Regions from separate parts of the Homo sapiens genome. Here region 2 is linked to region 1. A link is a contact called in ENCODE Hi-C or POLR2A ChIA-PET data. All regions are on one chromosome and are shown on one strand. The core of a region is the stretch at or near the end of the contact, and the rest is flanking DNA. Distances in the headings are between cores, read along the strand shown.

What was found. Hi-C counts contacts between places; a loop is a spot of excess contacts on that map. ChIA-PET counts read pairs that join two places held with the same protein, here RNA polymerase II (POLR2A). Pooled maps may share reads with other maps.
Region 2: a map with no recorded cell type shows a loop between it and region 1 (2.8-fold over the local background). The contact joins two enhancer-like sites. A Hi-C loop is called at or near these places in 4 of 37 single-sample maps with no recorded cell type and 9 of 50 pooled maps. POLR2A ChIA-PET finds 5 or more read pairs at or near these places in 2 of 52 experiments (activated CD4-positive, alpha-beta T cell and activated naive CD4-positive, alpha-beta T cell).

What each region holds. Positions count from the first base shown.
Region 1 is chr20:50,577,884-50,584,088 of GRCh38, reverse strand. PTPN1 (protein tyrosine phosphatase non-receptor type 1) reads right to left here. Exons shown (of 10, transcript NM_002827.4): 6 at 5,460-5,669; 7 at 4,760-4,921; 8 at 4,163-4,386; 9 at 2,629-2,824; 10 at 1-1,397. The coding sequence ends at 1,374. Among named protein-coding and RNA genes, the nearest start is that of MIR645, 4.8 kb to the left of the region's middle. Within about 2 kb of position 3,973, at least 3 of the 41 ENCODE cell types and tissues checked have a DNase peak (open chromatin) inside an H3K27ac peak, as active enhancers do.
Region 2 is chr20:50,333,926-50,340,415 of GRCh38, reverse strand. No RefSeq gene overlaps it. Among named protein-coding and RNA genes, the nearest start is that of LINC01271, 16 kb to the right of the region's middle. RefSeq lists an enhancer at 1,103-1,302. Within about 2 kb of position 1,780, at least 14 of the 41 ENCODE cell types and tissues checked have a DNase peak (open chromatin) inside an H3K27ac peak, as active enhancers do.

The DNA.
Region 1 (6,205 bases), core at 2,724-5,223:
CAGGAAGAGTCGTGAGCACCATCAGGCCCCACAGGGTTTGAGGGTGGGGCAGACGCGCCTCTCTCGGCAAGGTGAACCGGGACAGAGACGGCGGCAGGCTGCCTAAAGGACCGTCACCCAGGCTGTTTCAAGAAGTGTGGTTTCCAGCAGGTGCCTCTCTTCCAAATCACGGTCTGCTCAAGAAGAGTGTTGACTTGGAATGGCGGAGGCTGATCCCAAAGGTGGGGGGCGGGGGGTGTCCCTGCTTCCCTAAATCATGTCCAGAGCGTGAGGTGTGAATATGGCTTCCCATACCCTTGGAATGTCTGAGTTACAGCAAGACCCTGCTGTACCAGGACAGGCTGGGCCTCACCAGGAAGTCACTAGAGTGTCATGCCAGGAATTAGGCAAATGCCTATTCCTGGAAAACTGCACCCTATTGCTGAGCGACAATGACTTCAGCAACAGGCTTAGGAACCACAGCCATGTAATGATCAGGTCATGCACAGGCAGGTTGGACTTGGACATGGGGCACATTAGTAAGCAGAGATCAAAGTTTCTCATTTCAAGCACATATTTTTCATCAGGACACAAGAAGACCTTACATGCATTCTAATACACACGGGGGAGCAGTGATTGAGAACTAGATCTAGCAGATAACAGGGAGGAGAATAAGCGGGACAAAGTAATCTCACATCATGTTTCTTATTAAATACCCACGTGTTCATTATATATTATAGCATTGTTCTATCTTCTCACGTTACCCACAATATCACTAAATAACAACTGCTTACAACCGTCCTCCTTCCCAGTACTGGTCTGACGCAGCAGGCCCATGGCAAAGCCTTCCATTCCCAGTACTACCTGAGGATTTATTATTGTACTTTTTGATAAAGCCCTTGATGCAAGGCTGACATCAAAAAATTTTAATACATTATTGGTTCAAGAAAATGCTAGTGCACTATGGATGCCTTTGGGGAAAAAATTGTTTAAATAAATATGGAGTGGAGAGTTGCTCCCTGCAGATTCAAGGGGGGGGCTGTTGGCGTGCCGCCCGCCTGGGATGCTCCAGGAGGGAGCCCTGGGTGGGGCGAGCCCCAAGACGGGTGTAGGCCCCTTCCCTCTGCGCCGCCAGCATGGTACTCTCTTTCACTCTCCTCAAAAAATGGCTTGTGGATTTGGTACTCAAAGTGGAAGGGGCAAAAAGTAAAAGGATGAGGGGTGAGACACACATCCGGGGAAGATGGGTTTTAGTGCAGAACCAACGTCCGTCCGGGGCCCGGCTCTCTACGCGGTCCGGCGGCCCTTACCTACCGCGGCATGCCTGCTAGTCGGGCGTGGGCTCTGCGGGCAGAGGCGGACAGTGGGTGGAGGTGGAGTGGAGGAGGGTCAGGCTATGTGTTGCTGTTGAACAGGAACTGGAATGAAACCAAACAGTTCAGATGAGCCCAGACCCGCACCTGCAGAGCTGTCGCCTCATGCATGACCCCGGCCACACCCCCCGGCAACTTCAACCTCCGAGGGAGCAAAGGGGGTTTTGGTTTTATTTTTTACAGTAGCCCCCTCTCCCCAAAAATCATCCCCAAGGAAAAAATTGTTTGCATTTTGCAAAACCATCTGATGTACTCAGATGCCACCTGGAAAGAGGTAAAATATTTAAAACCACGAAAAAGTCTTAGGAGGTCATTTCCATGGCCAGAGCTCTGAGGCTAGTCCTCTCTCTTCCCCTTACTTAACAGCAACACACGTCTAACGTGTGAATTTCTGCTGAAATGGCACTTCTCCCAATGAGGTGGAGCCCACTTCTCTGAATTAACAGCGGGTTGACATGCCAATGGCCACCCTGTGGTGACCTCTGACCCCCAGGCAGAGGCCTCGAGGACACCCATTTATGGGGATGGGGTGATGAGGGCTGGTACATGAGCAAGATGGCTGTCACAGGAGGGAGCAATGGAGAAAGGACAATGGAAACCCAGCGGGGACACCCTGAGCAGAAGCAGAGGCAGGTTCTGTTTTTCTAGACGGCCTTTTGTTGCTGTTCTTCTTATAGTGGGAAAGCTCAAAGACCCTGTCCTGGCTCAGTGTGCACACAGCTGAGGGGGGCTTGAGCGCAACAGCGTCCTAACCCTCTTCTCCAAGGGAGTTTACATTCGTAAAAGTTTGGGATTCCTTCCCTGGGAAATCAAATATAAATTATATGGCTGATTACATCACCTAAGGGTATGAGAAAGTTTCATAAGTGCCTACTTTGTTTTTTTTTGTTCCAGAAATAACAAAAAGCTGCTTTTTATAAAGGTTAAAAACAACAATGTGTTGTAACTCTATTTTTTTCCAAAAACAAAGGAATAAAAAAAAAAAGAGAGAGAGAAACAGACGTATTTGGCATTTTCTCTACTTACTCCTGAATAGGTTAAGGCCCTGAGATTAGACTCTTATATTCTTGGGACCAGAGGGCTCCTTAAAACCCCAGTGCATCGATCCTTAATTCTCTTGTTAGCCCTTCCACAGTTCCAGACTTTAAAAACCTTTGATCTGTTTCTTCTGAGACTGGCTCAGATGCACCACAGAACTGAATCCTACCATCGGGCTAGCGGCCAGTGCTCTCTGCACACGAGCATCTCGCCAGCGCGTCTGTCAGTGGAAACATACCCTGTAGCAGAGGTAAGCGCCGGCCGTGAGGACCGTAGCCACGCACATGTTGACCAGGAAGGGCTTCCAGTAACTCAGTGCATGGTCCTCGTCCTTCTCGGGCAGTGACGGCTCCCCTTTGGCTGGGGAGGCAGCCTGGGCACCTCGAAGACTTCCCCCCACGACCCGACTTCTAACTTCAGTGTCTTGACTCATGCTGAGGAATCAGAGGGCAGAGATGGGTTACTCACTTTGGAGAAAATGAATGGCAAGGATGCTGCTATTGTGGCAGGAATTCTAGGAAAAAACAAGCCACGTGTAGACAGAGTTGGATGATGTTAACCTTCCAGCGAGCCAGCCCCCTCTGCTTGGAGGGAGGGCCAGGCCAGGGCCCACATCAGCCTGAAGTCCACTTGTCACCCCCTCCCCCAGGTACTTCAGATAGCACCCACACCCAGGGTAGGGTTCACAAGGTGCCTGGGCGACTGGTCACTGTGAGGATTTATCTGGCTGGAGGACTCACTGGTGTACACACTACTGTATGATTTGCCTTCTCATGTACTGCAATTGCAATGTCTGGCCACATCAGTACACCCAGATCTCATTCTTTAAGAGCTACAGAATATCCCAACACCGGGAGAGAACATAATTGATCAGGTCCCTGGTTATATCATTGGCCTGTCTCTAATTTTTCACTACTACAAACAATGCCACAACAAACACAACTACCTATACACATCTTTACACGCTTGTTTTGAGAGTTGCTGCAAAGTAAATTTCTCCATGTATACAACTGCTGGGTCAAGTATGCACACGTCTTAAAACTTCCCTCCAGAAAGCAGGTACCAAGGGCACAGCCGGCAGTCATCTCCAGCTGGAACTAACACCTGCTCATTCTGCAAACTTTCCGTGCACGGCCACCTACTGCAAGCAGCCTTCCCTGACCACCTCAGCGGACACCTCTATCACATCACTGTCCATGGGCCCCCACCAAAATATGCTTTGGGTCTGCCTTTTTCCCAGCAAGATGGTCTAGAACACAGACCAGGGGACATGTTCTAGTTAACTCAGTACACCACACATATCAATAGGTACTCAATAATGGTTGTTAACCTGCAAGGAAGTAAAATGGGATTTAATCAAGACCACATAAAAAAGGTTACATTCCCCAAAGGACCACTGTGGGGACTGAGGGCACTCAAGCCTGGACATCACATTTCAGGACTGTCCGGAAACCTGGGGGAGGGCGCTGTCGTCAGGGGGGGCAGAAAAACCCTACTCGGTGGCTCCGAGCCCCTCATTCCAACAAGCACCACAAGGTGGCACTAGAAGCCCACAGAAGTGGCTCATGTCCTGCGGCCACCCTGTGCCCAATACCGGACCTCCAGCAGCCAGGAGTGGAGTGGCTGTGGTCCACGCGCCCTGTTCCCCAAGGATGCGGAAGCGCTGCTTGCCAACAGGAGGCTGCATCCACAGGGTTTCAGTACCAGCGTGTGTTTCTAGAACAGAAAGTCATTTCCCCTCACCCCAACAAGCTGGGACCCAATCATATTACCTTTCGATGCCGTAGGGTGCGGCATTTAAGGGGCTTCCTTTTTCTTCCTTGATGGGGCAGTCTTTATCCTCCTGGGTCTCTTCCTTCACCCACTGGTGATTTGGGAAGAACTCCCTGCATTTCCCATTGTGTGGCTCCAGGATTCGTTTGGGTGGCCGGGGAGGTGGGGGGATATGCTCGGGTGGGGGCTCCAGGTCCTCGTGGGAAAGCTCCTTCCACTGATCCTTGAAAGAGCAGCAAGAGGAAGTCCTATTAGTGTTCACTTCGGCTGGTTTGTCAGGAAATCCCTTTGCATGAGCAGAGGTGACGGCTTGGCGAGGGGCTCTCGGCCTCTCAGGGCTGCAGCCATGTACTTGGAAGATGAAATCTTTTGAAAATAAAGTCTCGTCTTCCTATCAATGCTCTCTATGTGAGCACTTCAAAGGCACAAAGTGCAACATGGTGAACATTTTGACAACTTTCTAGCTATTTTAAACATGAAGGGTAGCTATTTCCCCTGACACCAGACGGTGTTTGAACTTTTACAACTGACAGCCTCCTTCAAAGACAAAAAAGTTAAAATGGTCACACCTGGATTCAAACAAAGGCAATGCTGACCTGCACGGAAGAGTCCCCCATGATGAATTTGGCACCTTCGATCACAGCCAGGTAGGAGAAGCGCAGCTGGTCGGCTGTCTGGATCAGCCCCATCCGAAACTTCCTCATTTCTAACAGCACTTTCTTGATATCAACGGAAGAAGGGTCTTTCCTCTTGTCCATCTGAAAGCCAGAGAGGAGATATAAGTCAGCCAGGTCCAATTCTCAAGGGCAACGTTAATAACACCGTTAGATGTCTGTCCCCTCCCAATCTCATGCTGAAATGTGATCCCTAGTGTTGGAGGTGGGGCTGGGTGGGAGGTGTCTGGGTCAGGGGGACAGGTCCCTCATGAAAGGCTTGGTGCCCTCCCTGAGGCAATGCATTCACAAGAGAGCTGGTTAAGAGTCTGGGACCTCCCCCATCTCTTGCTCCTGCTCCCCTTCACCTTCCACCATGACTGGAAGCTCCCTGAGGCCTCCCCAGGAGCCGAGCAGATGCTGGTGCCATGCTTGTACAGCCTGCAGAACCGGGAGCCAGTTAAACCTCTTTTCTTTACAAATTACCGAGTCTCAGGTACGCCTTTATTAGTAACGCAAAAACAGACTAACACAGTGAGTCTCTGTATTTTGGAAGAGGAGCGCTTCAGTTTCTACTTAGGAAAAAACATCACAGCAGAGCAGGTAGAGGAGCTCCCCAGGGCACCCGCGAGGGCCTCCTTACCAGCAAGAGGCAGGTATCAGCCAGACAGAAGGTTCCAGACCTGCCGATGCCTGCACTGCAGTGCACCACAACGGGCCCGTGCTCCGGGCTGAGTGACCCTGACTCTCGGACTTTGAAAAGAAAGTTCAAGAATGAGGCTGGTGATTCAGGGACTCCAAAGTCAGGCCATGTGGTATAGTGGAAATGTAAGATCTCTCGAGTTTCTTGGGTCTGAAAGAGAAAAATACTCATGATGATTCTAAAAGAATCATCTGTACAGAAATCACTAATTCCAAGTACACACAGAGTCACCTTCCACTCTCTACCTCTAAGAGGAACATTCATTCTCAGACTTTCTCCCAGGGTCCACACACCCAGTCAACAAATACCACACCCTGGGGCCAGGCCCTGGGCTTGACACTGAACCTGCAGGGTGCGCCTGCTTAGACTTCATTTCCCTTCGGATTGAAGAGTCCCCTCACCTCTTTTCTCCCTATCACTTCCACTGTCTACATGGTTACAACTGGTTTCTCTCTGTCTCACGAGTCACAATGATGCTGGGCAGCCACCCATAAAATCTTGTCATAAAGCCCTGCAAGGCCTCCCGTGAAAAAGTGAACAAGGAACAGCAGGTGAGGCACTGGCTCTGGGCAACTTTCAGACGGGGGCTTCAAGATGATCTGGAGGTTTCAGAGGATTGTCACTTTAGAGAAAAAAGTAGCAGACTTGGTCTCCAAAGACTGGTGACTCCAAGGTGTGGCTCAACA
Region 2 (6,490 bases), core at 531-3,030, 240 kb after region 1:
ATTTAAGCAGACACCCAGATCAGGAGAGGGAAGAAGCCCTGTGGCTATCTGGAGGAAGGATGCTGAAGGCAGCGGAAACAGTGTGTGCAAAAGCCCCGAGGTAGGCGTGTGCTTAGCATGTTGGAGGAACAAAGAGGAGCCCAGTGTGGCAGGGGTAGAGGGAACCAGAGAGAGTGAGTAAGAGGAGATGGGCCAGGCGCGGTGACTCACACCTGTAATCCCAAGCACTTTGGAAGGCCAAGGTGGGCAGATCACTTGAGCTCAGGAGTTCGAGACCAGCCTGGGCAACATGGCAAAACCCCATCTCTACTACAAAAAATACAAAAATTAGCTGGCCGTGGAGGCATGTGTCTGTAGTCCTACCTATCTGGGAGGCTGAGGTGAGAGGATGACTTGAGCCCAGGAGGTTGAGGCTGTAGTGAGATGTGTTGGCACCACTGCACTCCAGCCTGGGTGACAAAGTGAGACCCTGTCTTAAAAAAAAAAAAAAAAAAAGAGACAGAGAGAGAGAGATGAGGTTATAAGGGAAGCATGGGAAAGATCTTGTAGGGCCTGGTAGGCCACAGAGATCTTTGACTTTCTGCCAAGTGAGGTGGGAGCCGTGGGAGGGTTTTGAGCACAGGAAGGTCATGTCCTGACCTCCTATACTCATCCTCATCTTAAAGGTGAGGAAACTGAGTCTCAGAGAGGTGAAGTTACCCACCCAAGGTCACACAGCCAGCAAGTGGCAGAGCTGGAGTTTGCCCCCACATCCCTGTGGCTCCCAAAGCCAGCCTCTTCCCATCCCATCAGCTGCCTCTGTGTCTGGCGTGAGTCAGGAGGCTGGATTGCTGGGAGGGGGAGAGCTTTTTAGAGCTGCTTTTTGGAGCCTCCTGGCTCTGCCTGGCACATCCCCTCCTTCCCCACCCATGCCTTCTCCCTTGCCCTCAGCCACCCCCAGCTGCCTGCGGTGAGTGCCTAACATTTAAGGCTATCCCCTCCCAAGTGCAGATTGGATTTTTTTCTTTCCATAAGTCCCCATTATGCCCCAGTAGACTGGATTTTGGGCAATAGAAAAAACGAGCCTAAAGAACTCCAGCGCTAATTGGGGGTGACAGGCAGGGGCTCGGGGCCTCTGGAGCAGCCTGGCTCTGTCTCTAATTTGCAGAGTGGCCAGGGTAAGTCCCTGGCTTCCAAAGTCATGCTTGTTTGAAGGACAATCACTTTCTTTTTCTTGTAAAAGGAAGATAAATTGTCAGCCTGTCGGTTTCATTATGAGCTCGTCCGCTGTCTTTCCAGTAACTGAGGGCGAGAGGCTGAGCCGCTGCCCAGAGGCTGCCTGTGAGGCCTTGGGGGCTGTGGTTGATGCCACCTGGCCTCCTTCGCATCACCTCCCTCTCAACACCCCTCCCACCCCCTCCAATAATTGTGGTATTTGGTTTTCCCTCAACACCAAATGTGAAACTCTCCTGGAGGGAGTGCAAAAGGAAGTCTGTGAATCTCTGAACTGTGGTTGAATGAAGGTATTCTTAGGCGCCTGCTTGCAAGGATGGTGAACTTCTGGTGCTAAAAGCAGAATTGCTTTTCAGTAAATGTTATTACTCAAAAGGAAGTTGTTACCACCACAGCCACCTCGAGCCTCTTCCAACTGCCACTCTGTCTGCCAGGCCAAGTGGGGAAAGGGTCTCTCAGTGGCTCCCAATGACCCCATCCAGCCCCCAGGGGAAGGTCTTGCTATCTCAGCTGACCCTGGAGGCCTGAAGCTGAAGTGCAAACAACCACAGTCTGCCTAGGCAGAGTATCTCAAGGTAGGGGCTGTTTGCTGACTCAGCATTTAAAAGTCCCAAAGCTTGAGTGATCTTGGCTGAGCTGGGCTGGAGCTACAGGTGGGGTTGGGGGCACACAAGAAAGCTGCCCGTTGGCTGCAAGGTTGGCTGTTTTTTGAGAGCTGTTGTCCATCTTGGCAATGCACCTTGCCTAACCCCTATTTCCTCTTCTCTAAAATGGAAAGGTGATCATACCTCAATGGAAAGAGCTAGCATATTGATTACTCTAGTAGATACTTAATAAGTGGTGAGGTTATTATCAACAGTGAAAATGATTCTGGATTTAAATCAGACAGACCAGGGCTCAGATCTCAGCTCTGCCACCTACTAGTTGCACAACCTTGGACAAGTCCATTCCCCTCACCAAGTCTCGGTTTTCTCTGGATCACGCAGGAGTGATTATAGCACCTACTGCTCAAAGTTGTTGGGAGAATTCCGTGAGCTGCAGCACGTAAGTCACAAGGCACACAATAGGTATGCAGTAGGCATGGGTTCCACTCCTGCTCCATTTTGCCTTACAGAGGATCACCCCCCAGGCTGTGTCCCCACCTGAGCAGTCCCAACCACAGGCTCCAGGTGGAGAGACACCCATGAAAGTTTGCACCCACCGGGGTCCAGAGGGCAGACAAGAAGCGACCAGGCCAAACTCAGGGGAGTGGAATGGACCACTCAGCAGACACTTCCCTGCAAGAAAGAAGTCAAAACAAACCCCCTGGCTGGTGAGACATGATCCCAATCTAGAGCTCTCAGAGGATGCTCTCGGGTCCAATCCTCTGCCTGCCTCTACCTGTAGCCTTTTCTACAGCCCGGAAAAGTGGCAATTTCATTTACTGGGCAGCCACTGCAAGTGAGCATTGTGCTCTGCATGTCTCATGAATCACGTCATCGTGTCCCCCCAGCAACCCCACGAGACAGTTCCTCTCATTGCTCAGCACCTGCAGGTGTGGAAACTGAGGCCCAAGGAGGTGAAGGGACTGGTAGCTGAGATTTGAACCCAGCCCATCCCATTGTCAAGTCACACACATAATCACCGCACTACTTCCGTTATCTGAGAACAGTGTGTCTGTGTTACCAAAGATATAATTATATTTAGTAGTGTCTGGGTATAGAAAATTGTATAATATATTCTTTTTAAAATGTATTCTTTTGAGATTATTATAGATTTACATGCAGTTGTAAGAAATAAACAGAGAGAGTCCATATACCCTTTCCAGTTTCCCCCAATGTTAACAGTCACAATAAAGATATTGACAGTGATATAGTCAAGATACAGACATTTCTATCACCACGAGGATCCCTCATTGCCCTTGTATAACCAAACCCATCTCCCACCCCCAACCCTGCCCCCGAGCCATGGCAACCACTAATCTGTTCTCCATTTCTATAATTGTGTGGTTTCAAGAATGTTACATAAATGGAATCATATAGTTTATGTAACCTTTGAGGACTGGTTTTTTTCACTCAGCATAATTCTCTGAAGATTTATTCAAATTGTGTGTTATCAATATTTTATTCCTTTGTATTGCAAGTAGCAGTCCATAGTATGGATATAACACAGCTTTTTTTAGTTAAAAAAAACCATAGACAGGCTTCCGGGTGGTTTACCAGTTTTTGCCTATTATGAAGAGAGCTGCTATGAAGATTTGAGCATAAGTTTTTGCACAAACATAAGTTTTCATTTTTATGTCCAGGATTGCAACTGCCAAGTCATAAGGCAGTTTTTAAAAAACTGTTTTCCAGAATACGGTACCGTTTTACATTCCCATCAGGAATGTATGAGTGTTCTAGTGTCTCCATTCCTCACCAGTGATTGAATGCGAAAGTTCCCATCGTTTTTTATTTTGGTCATTCTGATAGGTGTGTAGCAATATCCGATTGTGGCCTTAATTTGCATTTCCCTAATGGCTAATGATGTTGAACATTTTTTCATGTGTTTATTTCCATCTGCATGTTCTTTTCAGTGAAATATTTGTTTGTGTCTTTTGCTCATTTTCTATTTGGATTTTTTTAACTGCTGACTTTTGAGAGTTCTCGAGAATTCCGTCAAGTTTTAAGAATTCTAGGTACTAGTTCTTTGTCAGATATGCAGTTTGCAAATATATTCTCCTAATCTGTAGCTTGTCTTTTCCTCCTCTTAATTGGGCCTCTCATGGGTTAAAAGTTTTCAACTTTGATGAGGTCCGATTTATCAATTTTTTTCCTTTTATGAATTGTGCTTTTGGTTTTCACATCTAGTAATTCTTTGCCTAGCCTTAGATTCTGAAGACTGATTTTCTCCTGCTTTTTTCTAAATGTTTTATAGCTTTATGTTTTATCTTTAAGTCTATGATCCATTTTGAGTGAAGTTTTGTATAACGTGTGAGGTTTAGGTCAATGTGCTTTGTTTCTTGCGTGTGGATGTCAAATTGCCCCAGCACGATCTGTTGAAAAGGCTTTTTATCTTCCATTGAACTGCTTTTGCATCTTTGTCAAAAATCTTTTGGGCACATTTGTGCGTGTCTATTCTTGGGTTCTCTACTCTGTTCCACTGTTGCATGCATCTGTCCCTCTGCCAACCAGACTGTCTTGATTACCACAGCTGAACAGTAAACCTTAGCATTGCATCAAATGAGCCCTCCCACCTATAGAAAATTGTATATTGTATTTTAATTCATTGAGAAGTGAGGTGGCAAATCTCTGTCCTTCAACTTATTTATTTAAAGAGAGAATAATATTTTCCACGGAGGTAGGGTGGCCGAGCGGTCTAAGGCACTGTATTAAGACTCCAGTCTCTTCAGAGGCATGGGTTTGAATCCCACTGCTGCCAACTTACTGGCCAGGTGTGGTGGCTCACGTCTGTAATCCCAGCACTTTGGAAGGCCAGGGTGGGTGGATCACTTGAGGTCAGGAGTTTGAGACTAGCCTGGCCAACATGGCGAAACTTCGTCTCTACTAAAAACACAAAAATTAACTGGTGGTGCACCTCTGTAATCCCAGCTACTGAGGAGCCTGAGGCAGGGGGAAGTGCTTAAACCAGGAGGCTGAGGTTGCAGTGAGCTGAGATGGTACTATCTGCATGCCAGCCTGGGAGTCAGAGCAAGATTCTGTCTCAAAAAATAAATAAATAAAGTAAAATAAAATAAAAATAAAAAGAGAATACTGAGACAGAGATGACCAAGGATCCACCAAAGACTCATACTCCTCCTCCTAAGTGTTGTAGGTAAGCAGTCACCCACCCAGGAGACTACATTTCCCAACTGCCTTTGCATCTAGGTGGAACCATGTGATAAATTCTATCCAGTGAAATGTGAGGGGAACTGATGTGTACGTCATTCTCGGCTGAGCTGGTTGAGCATGGGTTTCTCCTCTATCACCTCTTCTGGCAGCTGGCTGGATGTTGATCCTCAGGGAGACCTTGGAAGCTACCTGTTGCAGATGACTGAGCCCCCATCTGTCAGATTCCTGAGTGACTGACTGCATGAAGCAGAGCTCCTCCTCCTCATTGACCATCCTAACAATAAGAAATGTCTGCATTTACAAATGAAATGTTGTAATACTATGAAATTTTAAGAATTGAAATAAAAAATACAACTTATAAAATGTCCATCCATGTACAACTTAAAACCTCTTCATATACCCCTGGCATATTTATGGTCTGGGAAATATACATATGTGTGTGTGTGTGTGTGTGTGTGTGTATATATATATATATACACACACACACACACATATACATATTTTGTTTGTTTGTTTGTTTTTTGAGACAAGGTCTTGCTCTGTTGCCCAGGCTGGAGTGTAGTGACATGATCTCGGTTCACTGAAACTTTTGCCTCCCAGGTTCAAATGATTCCTGTGCCTCAGCCTCCCAAGTAGCTAGGATTACAGGCATGCGCCAACACGCCTGGCTAAGTTTTGCATTTTTAGTAGAGACAGGGTTTCCCCATGTTGGCCAGGCTTCTCTCAAACTCCTGGCCTCAAATGATCCTCCCACCTCGGCCTCCCAAAGTGCTGGGATAACAGGCGTGAGCCATGGCGACTGGCAGGAAATACATATTCTAAATCCTATGAGAGATATTAATCCACACTCTTCCTCCTACAGCTAGAAAAACAGAGGCTCAGAGAGGGAAGGGGTTTGCCCAAGGTCACACAGTTAATCCAGGACTGAGCCCAAGTAATTCCACTCATTAAATATAACTGATTTCCATGAACTTTTGATTCCTTCTTTTAAAAAAGGATGGGCAAGTCTGAGCGTGTGTCATCCAAGACTCCAAGTGGACAATTATAAAAACAAATCATAATTAATAATTCCTTATGAAACAAGTCAGAGAACTTCCAGGGTTGGGTGGCGCCAGTTTTGGGGAGAAGTAATTTTAAGACTTCCCGCCTTTCACAGGGTTGAGGGAGCAATTTAAAATAAGCTCTAATAAACACGGCTCATACAGCTGTGACCTTTAGAATGAAGGTCTCGCCTTCAAAAGCCGATCAGCCTTCATGATGTGGGGTTTGCCTGTGCGCTGAGGTTTAAAAAAAAAAAAAAAAAAAGACCATGAGGAATTTATGGGAAACAACAACTCCTTGCGGTTGCTGAACCAAGTGAGTCAAAGGGCGTCAGAGAGAGCAATTTTGGAGCACACAGGAGGGAGGTGCCAAGGACTCCTTTGCCAGACTTGCAGCCCCGGGTACTGAGGACAAGCCTGCTCTGCTAC